2 separate regions of the Homo sapiens genome follow, and region 2 is linked to region 1. Evidence: read pairs that join two places in POLR2A ChIA-PET (ENCODE). Cell type or tissue: GM12878. All regions are shown on one strand. Each heading gives the region's core, and the rest is flanking DNA. Links, peaks and the distances in the headings are about the cores only.

The links. ChIA-PET counts read pairs that join two places held together with the same protein. Peaks named below come from ENCODE experiments on the same cell type or tissue, not always from the same donor. Only the 100,000 strongest peaks of a DNase experiment are listed, where the experiment ranks them.
Region 2: POLR2A ChIA-PET joins it to region 1 with 7 read pairs; 1 of 35 experiments calls an interaction of 5 or more read pairs at or near these places.

Annotation. Positions count from the first base shown.
Region 1 is chr7:90,733,203-90,740,679 of GRCh38, reverse strand. The region is part of intron 3 of CDK14 (cyclin dependent kinase 14); the gene reads right to left. Among named protein-coding and RNA genes, the nearest start is that of CDK14, 140 kb to the right of the region's middle. RefSeq lists an enhancer at 3,045-3,334. In GM12878, for the core only: no CTCF peak of the experiment used is centred there; a DNase peak (open chromatin) is centred at 3,199; H3K4me3 peaks cover 644 bases; H3K27ac peaks cover 1,798 bases.
Region 2 is chr7:90,607,009-90,614,485 of GRCh38, reverse strand. The region is part of intron 2 of CDK14 (cyclin dependent kinase 14); the gene reads right to left. LOC124901839 (small nucleolar RNA U13) reads left to right here and starts at 7,378; the gene lies at 7,378-7,477. RefSeq lists an enhancer at 1,276-1,395 and a silencer at 3,084-3,284. In GM12878, for the core only: no CTCF peak of the experiment used is centred there; a DNase peak (open chromatin) is centred at 1,215; H3K4me3 peaks cover 398 bases; H3K27ac peaks cover 1,168 bases.

The DNA.
Region 1 (7,477 bases), core at 856-5,855:
ATCACATACTTGGTGGCTTCAAGAACAAAAATTTATTTGTTCACAGTTTTGGAAGCTAGAAGTCCAAGATCAAGGTTTTGGCAGGGTTTGTTTCTCCTGAGTCCTCTCACGTTGGCTTGCAGATGGCCACCTTCTCTTGTGTCCTCACATGGCCTTCCCTCTGGTTGATGGGATCCCTGGTGTCTCTACACTTCTTGCAAGGACACCAGTCATATTATATTAGGGTCACACCCAATGACCTAATTTTAATTTAGTCACCTCTTTAAAAACCTTACCTTCAAACACGGTTACATTCTGAGGTACTGGGGGCTGGGACTTCAACATATGAATTTTAAGGGAACACCATTCAGCCCATAACACACACACACACTCTTTCTCTTTCTTTCTTTCTCTCTCTCTCTCTCTCTCTATATATATATATATATACACACACACATACATACACATATATATGTATATGTATATGAAGGACAAAGATATTTCAAAAATTAATATAGAAAGAAACGGAGGAGAAGAAGGGAGGAGAGGGTGTAAGTTTTTTTTTTTAGGAATTTAACTTGGTTCCACGTAATTTAAACTATGATTACAATGATGAGCTCTTTAGGCATTACATTCACTTAGGACCACCTATTTCTTTCTTCAAGAAATTTGTAAGATACAAACCATGTGTTGAGTTAAATCAAGTAAAATTTAATGGAAAATTACATTCAAAGTCGCCTGACTAGTCCTGTGTGGGTTATGTTCTCATGCATTTTTCATCACCAGGAAACAGCTTGTGAATGTCACACTTTACCATCACCCTCCTGAGCCCAAGTTTTAAATAGAAATTTAAAAACCTATATTAAACTTCAGTATAAAATGATCTTCAATGGGGAAAATATTGTGTTCACAGTTCCACTCTAAATTATTTAAAATCAGAATGAGAGGTCTGTGTGTTTGCTTTTGTGCTCCTTTAAGAATGAATGCAATCTAAGTTAAAGAAAAACACAGCAGCGGAAAATTACCTTTTTATTCTTATTAGGAGATAAACTGCTAATGACTACTTAGAGTAAGTATAAGACACAGTCACCACTTGGCAAGAGAACAGGAAGCCAAAATTTTCTCTTTCTGGAAAGGCACAAATAATTTTCTAAAAACGATATATTCACTCTACATAGATAGTTTTGTATAAAAGAGTTAATGTAGTTATTTTTAAGACATAGACCATATTAAACTTACTACTTGAAAAAACTGAACTGAGGAAATTAGAAAAACAAAAAAAATTTTAATAAAAACAATCTCCATTCATTCACAAGAAAGATTTAGTAAAGGAAGATGCCAATGGTACAAAGTAGTCTATCTAACTAACTGGGTTTGGATGCATTAACTGCTACGGTTGTATTCTATATTCTGTTAACACTACAATGGCAGAAAATTAATACTTTGCCACATTTTGTGGTAAAAAAATCAATATTATCTGCCCTGTGAAACTGACAGGTAGACATTGTGGAAATACACTGTAACTTACAAATCAATCATGCTGACTCCATAGGAAGAATCAAAGGCATGTAATTCTCTCTAAAACTTTTCCTAGTCTACAAAACAACAGTCCTATGGAATAGGATGCATCTAAGAGACAGTCTCCGCTTTGAGAGTTAGATTCTTATAAAGTGAGTCTCCTATTTTAAGTATGCAGAAATGGTCTGATCTGTAATTACTGTACACATAAATAAAGAATCCAAATGCCAAATATTTAAAGAGGTCAATAATAAAATTCTTCCCATCAAATAAGTAAAAAAAAAAGAATAATTCAGAAGGAGAGATTTTTGTTTATAATTAAAGTGGAGTCCTTTGTCTTTTTTTCCTTGCAACTTTATTAAATCATCACATTTAAATAAAGATACTGGATCAAACCAAGGTGTAGTCAACCTTAAACATTATCTTTGGCTTTTTGATGTCAGGTGTGTGGATGGATGAGAAACAGCTTTATGGGACAACTATTCTCTGCTTATCGCTTCCCTACTTAGAGTGTAGGCTTGAGATACCACTTTAGAGACGTGGAAATACAGAGGGCTAATCAGCAATTTCTAACAGACACTAACTGCATAGAGATGTGAAATTTAATGAGATGATGTTAACACTTTTTTAAAAAACTGAATAAAAGTATAGAGAACCGTCAATTATCTGGGCCAGCGGAGGGGAACACTGACATGGATAATGAAAAGTGCACATAATGTTCCAGCTGAACAATGTTTGTCACCCTGCCATAGAGGTGTTCTTAACCCTTGACAGCTCTAGTTCATTGTCTGTGTAATAATAATAACAACTAGCTAATATCAAGTAATTATGTATCAGACCTTAAGCTAATCATTTTATATGTATTACATAAACTTAATCTCTATAATACCACCATGAGGTTGGTTCTATTACTATCCCCATTTGAACATGAATAATTTATAGACTGGAAAAATAAAGTAACTCATCTAAAATCCTATAGTTACTGGCAGAACTAGAATTCAAGCCAAGATTATCAGAATTGAGAATTATTTTCTTTGTTACTATTACACTGGTGGAATATTCACACAGAGTCCTAACCCTCACCCACATAGAGGAAATATTAAACATGCTTCGGTCTATCTTCTATTGAAACCCCACTCACAGAAGCAAGGATGGGTGTCTGAACTGCAATTTTTATAAACTTCATGAGTATACTTCAGTGTTCACTGTAATGATACCCTGATATCCAGTAAGAATGTCCATAGCTTCATACTGACTTCATTGAAAACTGATTTTAACCCTCACACATAACCCCTTGCTTAAGATTGTTGAGTACCCCCTGAATTGAGGAAAACCACAATGGAGAATCACTTCTCCAGCACATTATACTGTAATTGTGAGAGTGGGTATGAGGGTGAGAGAGGAAGGATTCAATCAGAACCACGTGACTCCATTAAATAAGGATTTAAAGTCAAACCTGACTGGGCTAATTTTTATTTTGCCTTTGATCTCCAGAACAAGCTTTATCACCCAGCATTGATAGCCCTATTACAGCCACACTAAGGTAATGCATCATTGATAGGTAACTTGGTTATAAAATAGATCTAGGTGCTGTGCAGAGGTATGGATCCAAACACCACACATGGTAACAACCTGTCAAGGGGGCTTGGTTCTAATCTGGGAATTTTCCACTCCCCAGAAGAGGAAGTAACGCCAAGATGACACACCAACCACACCTTAAGAACAAGTATCTAAAAACAGAAGTGAAACTCTCATTTGCAGGTTTGCACCCTCCTCCCACATCTCCCAGATTAGGCCTGCCTATCATGGGATATAGATTTTTATGGTGATGAAAAGAGGTAAATTTGGAGCAATTTGTGGAATGTAGAGAGGACCTTAACCTAAATATGAGTTTCTGAAAATATGCCCTCTTTAAGATCAGCTTATGACAGCATAACTCAATGAAATCCCTTCTAAATTGGTCCAGCAAGACAGGAAATCTCCTGTAGTACTCCCAAGAACTGCAGCTACTGAGGAGCACAGCTGGGTTAGAGGAGGTGGCAGGAATAGGGGAGGGAAGGTTTGTCACATCAGTGACGGTATTAAACACCACACAGGAACTAGTCCTAGGAAAAGTGGGCACTCAATATACATCTGAAACAAATTTAAAAACCTCTTAAACACCCTCTTAAAATATACCACTATAAATAAAACCTCATTCTTTATATTTTGCGTGAATTTTAAAGTGCCACTATCTGAAGAAAAAAACCAATCAGCCAGTTACATTAGCATGATGGCCACTGAGGTCAAGGCATTCTTGGTTCCTTGATTTCAGTCAAGGCTCCTAATATATAATGGCCTGTATGTGAAGAGCATATAGATGTATACGGCTGGGAAGGCATGATATTTTAAAATAGTTTCTACCACAGTATTTCCAAAAAACAATGCTTTCCTCATTAAAACAGTGGCTGCAATGCCACACTTCTATCACATTTTCCTTCCTTTTCAGCTCTACTCTTGGAGCCTATAAAAGATAACTAATATTTTAAAAGAAATAATGATAAAATAAAAGTATGACATAAATCATGGTGACCCTTAAGGAAACAGGGTCTTCCTTTGATGCTTATCAGTCATTGTTACATCCTCTAAGCATTGTTAAAAATAACACCCGTGTCTATAAGGCTCCCTTGTTTTCCCATGCTTCCCATGGGAATTAACTGATCAAATCTTTACACTGCTGCAGGGGATGTAAAATGGCGTTATGCAAAAAGTGTTAATGTTTCCATTTTCTGCCCAATTCAGAATCCAGTGGAAATTAACCTTTCTACCAAAAAAAAAAAAAAAAAAAAAAAACAAAAACATAATAAAGTACCCCTTCTTATCACAACAGGGGAGAGAACAAAAAGGCAGCAGACAGGATTTGCTGGCAAGATGGCCAAATAGGAACAGCTCCCATCTGCAGCTCCCAGCGAGATCAACACGGAAGGCAGGTGATTTCTACACTTCCAACTGAGGTACCCGGTTCATCTCACTGGGACTGGTTGGACAGTTGGTGCAGCCCACGGAGGGCTAAAGCTGGGTAGGGCATCGCCTTGCCCAGGAAGCGCAAGGGGTAAAGGGATTTCCCTCCCCCAGCCAAGTGAAGCCATGAGAGACTGTACCGGGAGGAACAGTGCACTCTGGCCCAGATACTGTGCTTTTACCACAGTGTTTGCAACCGGAAGACCAGGAGATTCCCGCCGGTGCCTAGGCCACCAGGGCCTGGGTTTCAAGCACAAAACTGGGCAGCCGTTTGGGCAGACACCGAGCTAGCTGCAGCAGTTTATTTTTCATACCCCAGTGGCACCTGGAATGCCAGGGAGACAGAACCGTTCACTCCCCTGGAAAGGGGGCTGAAGCCAGGGAGCCAAGTGGTCTGGCTCGGCAGGTCCCACCTCCACGGTGCCCAGCAAGCTAAGATCCACTGGCTTGAAATTCTCGCTGCCAGCGTAGCAGTGTGAAGTCGACCTGGGACGCTTAAGCTAGGTGGGGGTGGGAGAATCGCCTTTGCTGAGGCTTGAGTAGGTGGTTTTACCCTCACAGTGTAAACAAAGCCATCGGGAAGGTTGAAATGGGCAGAGCCCACTGTAGCTCAGCAAGGCCAGGCCAAAGGCCGCTGGTGGCCAGACTCCTTCTCTAGATTCCTCCTCTCTGGGCAGGGCATTTCTGAAAGAAAGGCAGCAGCCCCAAGTCAGGGACTTAGAGATAAAACCCCCATCTCCCTGGGACAGAGCAACGGGGGAAAGGGGCGGCTGTGGGCGCAGCTTCAGCAGAACTTAAACATCCCTGCCTGACAGCTCTAAAGAGAGCAGCGGATCTCCCAGCACAGTGTTCAAGCCCTGATAAGGGACAGACTGCCTCCTCAAGTGGGTCCCTGAACCCCATGTATCCTGACTGGGAGACACCTCTCAGTGGGGACCGACGGAAACTCATACAGGATAATTCTGGCTGGCATCTGGTGGGTGACCCTCTGGGATGAAGCTTCCAGACGAAGGAACAGGCAGCAATCTTTGCTGTTGTGCAGCCTCTGCTCGTGATACCCAGGCAAACAGGGTCTAGACTGGACCTCCAGCAAACTCCAGCAGACCTGCAGCAGAAGCGCCTGTTAGAAAGAAAACTAACAAACAGAAAGGAACAGCATCAACATCAACAAAAAGGATGTCCACTCAGAGACCCCATCCGAAGGTCACCAACATCAAAGACCAAAGGTAGGTAAATCCATGAAGATGGGGAGAAACCAGCGCAAAAAGGCTGAAAATTACAAAAACCAGAACACCTCTTCTCTCCCAAAGGATCACAACTCCTCGCCAGCAGGGGAACAAAACCAGACGGAGAATGAGTTTGACGAATTGACAGAGGTAGGCTTCAGAAAGTGGGTAATAACAAACTCCTCTGAGCTAAAGGAGCGTGTTTTAACCCAATGCAATAAAGCTAAGAACCTTGAAAAAAGGTTAGATGAACTGCTAACTAGAATAACCAGTTTGGAGAAGAATATAAATGAACTAATGGAGCTGACAAACATAGCACAAGAACTTTGTGAACCATACACAAGTATCAATAGCTGAATCGATCAAGGGGAAGAAAGGACATCAGAGATTGAAGATCAACTCAATGAAATAAAACAAGAAGATAAGATTAGAGAAAAAAGAGTGAAAAGAAGCAAATAAAGCCTCCAAGAAATACGGGACTGTGAGAAAAGACAAAATCTATATTTGACTGATGTACCTGAAAGTGACGGGGAGAATAGAACCAAGTTGGAAAACACTCTTCAGGATATCATCCAGGAGAACTTCCCCAACCTAGCAAGGCAGGACAACATTCAAATTCAGGAAATACAGAGACCACCACAAAGATACTCCTCAAGAAGAGCAACCCCAAGACACATAATCCTCAGAGTCACCAAGGCTGAAATGAAGGAAAAAATGCTAAGGGCAGCCAGAGAGAAGACTCAGGTTACCCACAAAGAGAAGCCCATCAGACTAAAAGCAGATCTCTCAGCAGAAACCCTACAAGCCAGAAGAGAGTGGAGGCCAATATTCAACATTCTCGAAGGAAAGTATTTTCAACCCAGAATTTCATATCCAGCTAAACTAAGCTTCATAAGGGAAGGAGAAATAAAATCCTTTAGAGACAAGCAAATGCTGAGAGACACTGTCACCACCAGGCCTGCCTTACAAGAGCTCCTGAAGGAAGCACTAAACATGGAAAGGAACAACCAGTACCAGCCACAGTAAAAACATACCAAATTGTAAAGACCATCAACGCTATGAAGAAACTGCATCAACTAATGGGCAAAATAACCAGCTAGCATCATAATAACACGATCGAATTCACACCTAACAATACAATAACCTAAAATGTAAATAGGTCAAATGCCCCAATTAAAAGACACAGACTGGCAAATTGGACAGAGTCAAGACCCATCAGTGTGCTGTATTAAGGAGACCCATCTCATGTGCAAAGACACACATACACTCAAAATAAAGGGATGGAGGAATATTTACCAACCAAACGGAAAGCAACAAAAGCAAGGGTTGCACTCGATAAAACAGGCTTTAAACCAACAAAGTTAAAAAGAAACAAAGAAGGACATTACTAATGGTAAAGGGATCAATGCAACAAGAAGAGGTAACTATCCTAAATATATATGCACCCAATACAGGAGCACCCTGATTCATAAAGCGAGTTCTTAGAGACCTACAAAGAGACTTAGACTCCCAAACAATAGTAGGAAACTTTAATATCAGACAGATCAATTAGACAGAAAATTAACAAAAATATCTAGGACTTGAACTCAGCTCTGGACCAAACAGACCTAAATGATATCTACAGAACTCTCCACCCCAAATCAACAGAATATACATTCCTCTCAGCACCACATCACACATACACTAAAATTGACCACATAACTGGAAGTAAAACACTCCTCAGCAAATGCAAAAGAATGGAAATCATAATAGTC
Region 2 (7,477 bases), core at 786-5,785, 130 kb after region 1:
GAAAGTGAACATTACTTCAATTATTCCCTTAAAATGATGAAAGCTCCTTTAAGACGCTGATGAGACCTAAAGAAATTAAGCTTGCAAAACTGAAAGCAAACTGCTGGTTCCAATATCTTGTAATTATGCCTTTTATAAGTTTTATGACAAGAATAATAAGAGTTAAGAGTGTTTGGAACTAGGCCGGGGACGGTGGCTTATGCCTGTAATCCCAGCACTTTGGGAGGCCAAGGCGGGTGGATCACTTGAGATCAGGAGTTTGAGACCAGCCTGACCAACACAGTGAAACCCTGTCTCTACTAAAAATACAAAATTAGCCAGGCAGGTGGCGCATGCCTGTAATCCCACCTACTTGGGAGGCTGAGGCAGGAGAATCACTTGAACCCAGGAAGCAGAGGTTGCAGTGACCCAAGATCGCACCATTGCACTCCAGCCTAGGCAACAAGAGCGAAACTCCATCTCAAAAAAAAAAAAAAAAAGTGTTTGGGACTATAAAAAATAGTCTCAAACACTCAGGACTGGAATCTATGGTCCAGTCCTGAGAAAACTCTGACCCACCTTGGCTTCACTGATTTCAATGATTGCTATGGTTCCTAATAGGAGAAGCCATCCCAATCACAACCCAGCAATATAAAAATTTCTAAATTGATGACTCAAATTCCAGTCAGAAGGAAAATAGGCATAATGTACTGCAGCTGAGCCCATTTTGCACTTGTTGAAGAAAATAGAGTAGTTAGGCTGTACAGAAAGACTTCCTACGTCAAAGGTCAGCGTCTTTTTTTATTTTTTTTTTATTTTTGAGACAGAGTCTCGCTCTGTCACCCAGGCTGGTGTGCAGTGGCACGATCTCAGCTCACTGCAAACTCTGACTCCCAGGTTCAAGCAATTCTCTTGCCTCGGCCTCCCAAGTAGCTGGGATTACGGGCACCTGCCACCACGCCTGGCTAATTTTTGTATTTTTAGTAGACACAGGGTTTCACTACGTTGGCCAGGCTGGTCTCAAACTCCTGACCTCAAGTGATCCCTCCCAAGGTGCTGGGATTGCCACCAGGCCCGGCCCAAAGGTCAGCTTTCAACAAATGAATTCAAACATGCAAATCAGAGCACTGCCCAGGAGGGAACACTAACCACCCTTACAGCAGAGACTTCCTACAGGCTATACAGCCTGCCACCAGGATGCAGGGTGCTCACAACGGAAAGAGGACACTACTCATGTTTTCCATTTCTGTAATATTCTGCCTTTTGAGAATTACAAATTGAAAGTGACTAATTCTCCCAAATGTCATACATCTTGCACTTTGTGACATGTACTTCCTCTCTGAATCTTTACAGCACTACGCAGACATTTGAGCCACTGTCTGGGACTAGACCTAATTATGATAATTATGTCTACCATAATTAGGGAGATGGTAAATATGATCAAACATTTATAAAAAGGAAAAACTGAAGCACAGAAAGTTTTAAGCATCAGAAAATTAAAACTAAATTTCCAATGAGAGAATTAAGGAGGTAGTGATGTTCTTTTTCAGCTATCTTAAATGCTGAATTTGAAATATAATGACTTTCTGGATTACTGGCATAATTAAAGAACAGTCTAACTTTTAGACCTCTTGCATGGAAGGTTCATAGCATCTAGGACTGGCAGATATGACCACAGTGAAAATAAAACAGTACAGAAAGTAATATAAAATCTTTTTTTTTTTTTTTTTTTTTTGAGACAGAGTCTCTCTCTGTCACCCGGGCTGGAGTGCAGTGGCACAATCTCGGCTCACTGCAACCTCCGCCTCCCGGGTTCAGGCGATTTTCCTGCCTCAGCCTCCCGAGTAGCTGGGATTACAGGTACCCACCACCACACCCAGCTAATTTTTATATTTTTGGTAGAGACAGGGTTTCACCACGTTGGCCAGGCTGGTCTCGAACTCCTGACCTCAAGTGATCCACCTGCCTCGACCTCCCATAGTGTTGGGATTACAGGCGTGAGCCACCGTGCCTGGCCTATAAAATCTTACTATAAGAGAGAGTGAGATTGAATCTCCACCCAGGCCCAGCCCTGTAAGATGCTGAGAGATGGTCAACCCATAAATGCCTGTGAGGCTGAACTAGATCAAGAGTCAGGCTGAGACCATATCCAGCCTGACATAAAACAAACGTCATTTGATGCATGAATCTTTGAACAGGGGAGTACTATGACAAGAAAGATGTTTTGGGAAGGCTGAGTGGAGGAATAAGATGGAGCAGTGATACCAATGAAGAGTTTATTGAACTAAAATAGGTAAAAGTGAAAAGGTTCTGAACTGAGATGGCAGCAGCTGCAATGATAATGAAGTCACGAAAATAAAAGATAACTGTTTGAAGCCAGGTGTGCTGGCTCACCCCTGTAATCCCAGCACTTTGGGAGGCCAAGACGGGTGGATCACCTGAGGTCTGGAGTTTATGACCAACCTAGCCAACCTGGTGAAACCCCGTCTCTACTAAAAATACAAAAATTAGCTGGGTGTGGTGGTGGGCGTCTGTAATCCCAGCTACCTGGGAGGCTGAGGCAGGAGAATCACTTGAACCCTGGAGGTGGAGGTTGCAGTGAGCCGAGATTGCGCCACTGCACTCCAGCCTGGGTGACAGAGTGAGACTCCATCTCAAAAAAAAAAAAAAAAAAACACACAAAGATAACTGTTTGATAAGAGTCAAAAGGTACGAAAGAGATAGATCGTGAAAGGCCTTGAAAGATAAGCTAGGAGTATGGAGTTAAACCTGCACCTTTTAAAGCAGTAAGCAGGGGATCGGCAAATTTGTATTTCAGACCCATCATTCTGTTGGAGCAGGAGGCAAGTCGTAGGCAGGGAAGTCAGTTATACAACTACTCCAAGTCCAGGAAGAGATGACAAAGCTGAGTGTGCACATCAGCTGTGAGAATGGATATGACAGCAAGGAACAAAAACCAAGCCAACACCTGGATGCGGGGTTGGAGAAAAGGTTAGGATAGCATCAGGTTTTTAGCTTGGAAAATCATGTGGCTGGTACAGCCAATAGCAGAGAGAGGAACAAGAGAAGATGCATGCTTGGGGAAATACAAGAATTAATGATATGTGCTGAAATCAAGGTGACTGTGAGACATAGCGGCAGAAACTTCTAGTGGGCAGTTGGACATCTGGATGTGGAGGTTAGAATAGAAAGCTGAGTCAGCCACACTGACGTCAAGTGTACATCAACCACTCAATCAGAGCATGAAAACTGATCATAGAGGACAGAAGGCTGAAGTTATGGACGAGATGGGGAAGACTTAAGCATGTTCAGAGCCTATGGTGAAAGTATCTAGAAAAAGGAGAGGGCAGAAAACATAGAAAAGAAAGGAAAGAATCAATTATGTAAGCTTCTGGAGTAGAAAAGAGGGAAAGGAATTGAGAAGACAGGAGGAGGAACTGGCCTGGAACAAAACAAAGGACAAAACCCCCTCTGAGATCAATGGGAAAAAAGGAGGTAAGACTGGAGCAAATGAGGGTACATGAATGGGCAGGATGTTGACAGGGAGTGGACACCTAACGGTATTAAGGGCTCTAAGAAGTTGGAGGGTATTACAGGTTGAATTGTGTCCACCAAAAATTCATATATCGAAGTCTTAATCCCCAGTACCTCCAAAAGTGATCTTATTTTGAAAAGGGGGTCGTACAGATGTAATTAAATTAAGAGGTCATACTGAAGTAGGGTGAGCCCCTAATCTAATATGACTTGTATCCTTGTAAAAAGGGGAAATTTAGATAGACAGCCATGCATTAAGGGAAAACAATGTAAAAAGACACAGGGAGAAGGTAGTCATCTAGAGCTAAGGGGAGAGGCCTGGAATGGAGCCTTCTCTAACAGTCCTCTGAAAGAACCAACTCTGCTACTGTTTGTCAGACTTCTGGTCTCCAGAACTGTGAGACAATAAAAATTCTGTTATTTAAGTCACACAGTTTGTGGTACTTTGCTAGGGCAGCCCTAGGAAACTAACAGAGAGAAAGCCTTCTACTAAAAGAAGAAAGGGTGGAGGAGGGTCGCAAGAAGGCTTAGGGGGAGTGAAAAGAGTTCAGCAGGAAACAGGCCAGCGGCACAAGGACACAAATGCAAGATGGTCCACAGTTGCCTGACGTTCCAGCTAAGGATGGAAATGATAAATTTATTTATAGAGTGATTTCCTCAAGCAGCTCTTGGCAGCCACTAGGTAAGATAGGAAAAGATGCCAGGTCAAAATCAAGGGCTGGCAGCGTACATTACAAATGAAGTACAAAGGGGTAAGGCCATTGAGGATACCAGCAAGAGAGTGATGTTCCCTGAGTGATCAGGGAAGGAACTATGGGGGAGAATGGGTTATGGACTATGAGAATGGGATGGGACAGGCAGAGAAGGGATCATCTAGAAACTGGAAGCCGGCAAAGAAAAGATACAGGGAATACAGCAGCAGTGAGAAAGCTAAACAGGAAAGATTGTTAGTGGGATTTAATATTTTAAATCTAGGACAGTCCCAGTAAGATGCAGTTCCTGCAGAAACCAAATAAGGGTAAAGCAGGTATGAGACGAGAAAGTCAGGGATGCTAGAATGTTGTATGACAGCGTATACATCATCCATATGGACACTGAGACAGCCCTTAATGGTGATAGTCAGGGTAGAGAAAAGACTGAACCAGCTTCCACCATGCTCAATAAATGGAAAAGAATGACCAGAAATATCCACAAATCATATTTGTATCTAACCACTTGTATTAGTCCATTTTCACATTGCTATAAAGAAATTCCTGAGACCAGGTAATTTATAAAGAAAGGAGGCTGAATTGGCTCACGGATATGCAGGATGTACAGGAATCCTAGTGACTTCTGCTTCCAAGGAGGCCTCAGGAAGCTTCCAATCCTGGCAGTAGGCAAAGGGAGAGCCAGCTTCTTACATGGCAGAAGCTAAGAGCAAGACAGCGAAGGGGGAGGTGCTACACACTTTTAAACAACCAGCTCTCACAAGAATTCCCTCACTATCACCAGAACAGCACCAAGGGGATGGTTCTAAATCATTCAAGAAGGATCCACCCCCACAATCCAATCACCTCCCACCAGGCCCCCCTTCCAACACGAGATTTGGCAGGGACACGATCCAAACCATATCATCCCTAGATTCTGGTTCTCATAAAAATCACTGCATGGCTGTATGTGATGGCTCACACCTGTAATCCCAACACTTTAGGAGGCTGAGATGGGAGGATCACCTGAGACCAGGAGTTCGAGACCAGCATGAACAATATGGTGAGACTCCATCTCTACAAAAAATACAAAAATTAGCCAGGTGGTGGTGGATGCCTGTGGTCCCAGCTACTTAGAAGGCTGAGGTGGGAGGATAGGTTGGGCCTTGGAGGTGGAGGCTGCAGTGAGCCGCGATGGCACCACTGTACTCCAAACTGGATGACCAAGGGACACCAAGTCTCAAAAAAATAATAATAATAACTGCCACCTTTATTATCTCTGGTATTATATCTTTATATAAAATAACAAAGAGGGACATGGACTAGAAGCCAATATCATTGTGCACAGTCTCCACCTAACAGAATTGTTATACTAAATGTAAAGTAAGCAAGTTAACCTATAAAAATGTGCTTGGAGCACTCACAGACCAGATGTAGAATTTTTTTTAATTTTATACGCTTTGTATACATTTTCCTAGGATTTGAAAAAATAAAATAGCTGGAAAATGACAAAATAAGTGCTAGCAGCCTTCTACTTCACAAACATAAAATAACTCACCAAAGCAGAGAAGAATTAGAAAACTCATACACGGTCACCCATTTTTAGGAAACAAACTAAGTGCTTAATTATCTGGATTATATGCCATAAACATATGAAATTCTTTGCATTTCAAAGGTTTATTCTAATTGCTAAAAATTTTGTATTTCTCACCAAAGAGCCAGGCAGAGCCAACACTTTGTTCTGGCAATCATCAAAGCTAAAAAACAGAGGGATAAAGCAGAACTGCATGAGTTAACCTTTTAATTTACCCATGAGAACAATTCATGAATTGCTGTAGCTATCACCATTTCCAACTATTTCCACATACACATACACATACACTTAATTAGAGCTTTTGTCTCCAAAGTTCAAAAGGTTTTACGCGTGGTAATTTTACATTGGTGGACATTATCTGTATTTTCTGACCTTTCATATATTAGGTATCATTAATATTCTAAAATAAATCATTAAATCAAAAATAAAATTCAAAAATTCACCAGAAATCATAGTGTAGTTATTGTTCATTATTCCAGGAAAAATGGGGCCACTTAAGGACATGGTCTGGTCATTTATTAGGAACAAAAGGGTAAAAAGACATTTGGAAATTTCTGCAGTCATTTCACAGGTATGAAGTTGATGCTTTACCCAAAACTCTCATCACAATGTCACTAGAAACATTATGTCCACTAAAAACTATGACACAAAATACCAATCTTCTTTCACCTTCAATCTAGCTTAACCATGTGTTTCTCCAATAATTATGTAGCCCCTTCACTGTGGCCAAGTACTATGTCAAACCCTTCCAAACATCAAGAAGCTGGGAGGGGAAAAGGACTGAAACTAATAAAATTTTACTTGGGATATTTTAGAAATGATTAGTCCATCCAAGTAAAATGTGTAGATTTAGACCACAGAACATTAAATGGCTAATATTGTAGTCAGGGACCAAATACACAATGAATGAAAAGCAAAATGATCATTCATAGAATGTCCCCTCTCCAACTATGACCGCCTTCAGCAAAATTCCTATTGTTTGCTTATTGTAAATACCTGAAGCCCTCAATACTTAACTTCTAAACTGTTCAATTAAACACACACACAAACACACACGTGTGCTCACAAACACAGCCCAGTTTACAACAAGCATAGTTCCTGAATATAATTCCAGTCTGGTTTTGAAAATTAGCAGATTAGACTGAAATCATGGCATTTCAGTCTATGATTAAATAAGTCTGTATTTCTTTTTCTGCTGTGTTCAAGGTCAAACATTTGACACATACTCTAGAGGCATCCTCTACATGAATCAGGGAGTTGTTACCAAACTCCAGCTCAGGCACTCTCTGGAAGAGGCCACTCCTTGAAATAAGGAGCCTTCCAGCTCATAAATACTAAGGAGAGTTGCCACACCTTATTGCATACCTAAGAAGCTGACCCAACCCTCAAAGTTTTAAGACTAAAATCTGAATTGATTCCAATGGACTGTAGAGTTCCCCAGCTCCAGGAGAGAGAAGGTAAAAAACAAGCGTTCAAAAAAATTTCTACTATTATAATCTGAAAATGATCACAGAAGAACTCAGTTCCTATGTACATAAGCAGAGTTTTAGTGCTCTTTTCTGATGTGATAAAATTGTCATTTTGATCCTTTTGTATAGTTCATAAGCGTGATGATTGGGGTTTCACCTCATGTGTAAGATGTGCCTCCCTCAAACCTTACTACAAGGTCAGTACATTACCTGTC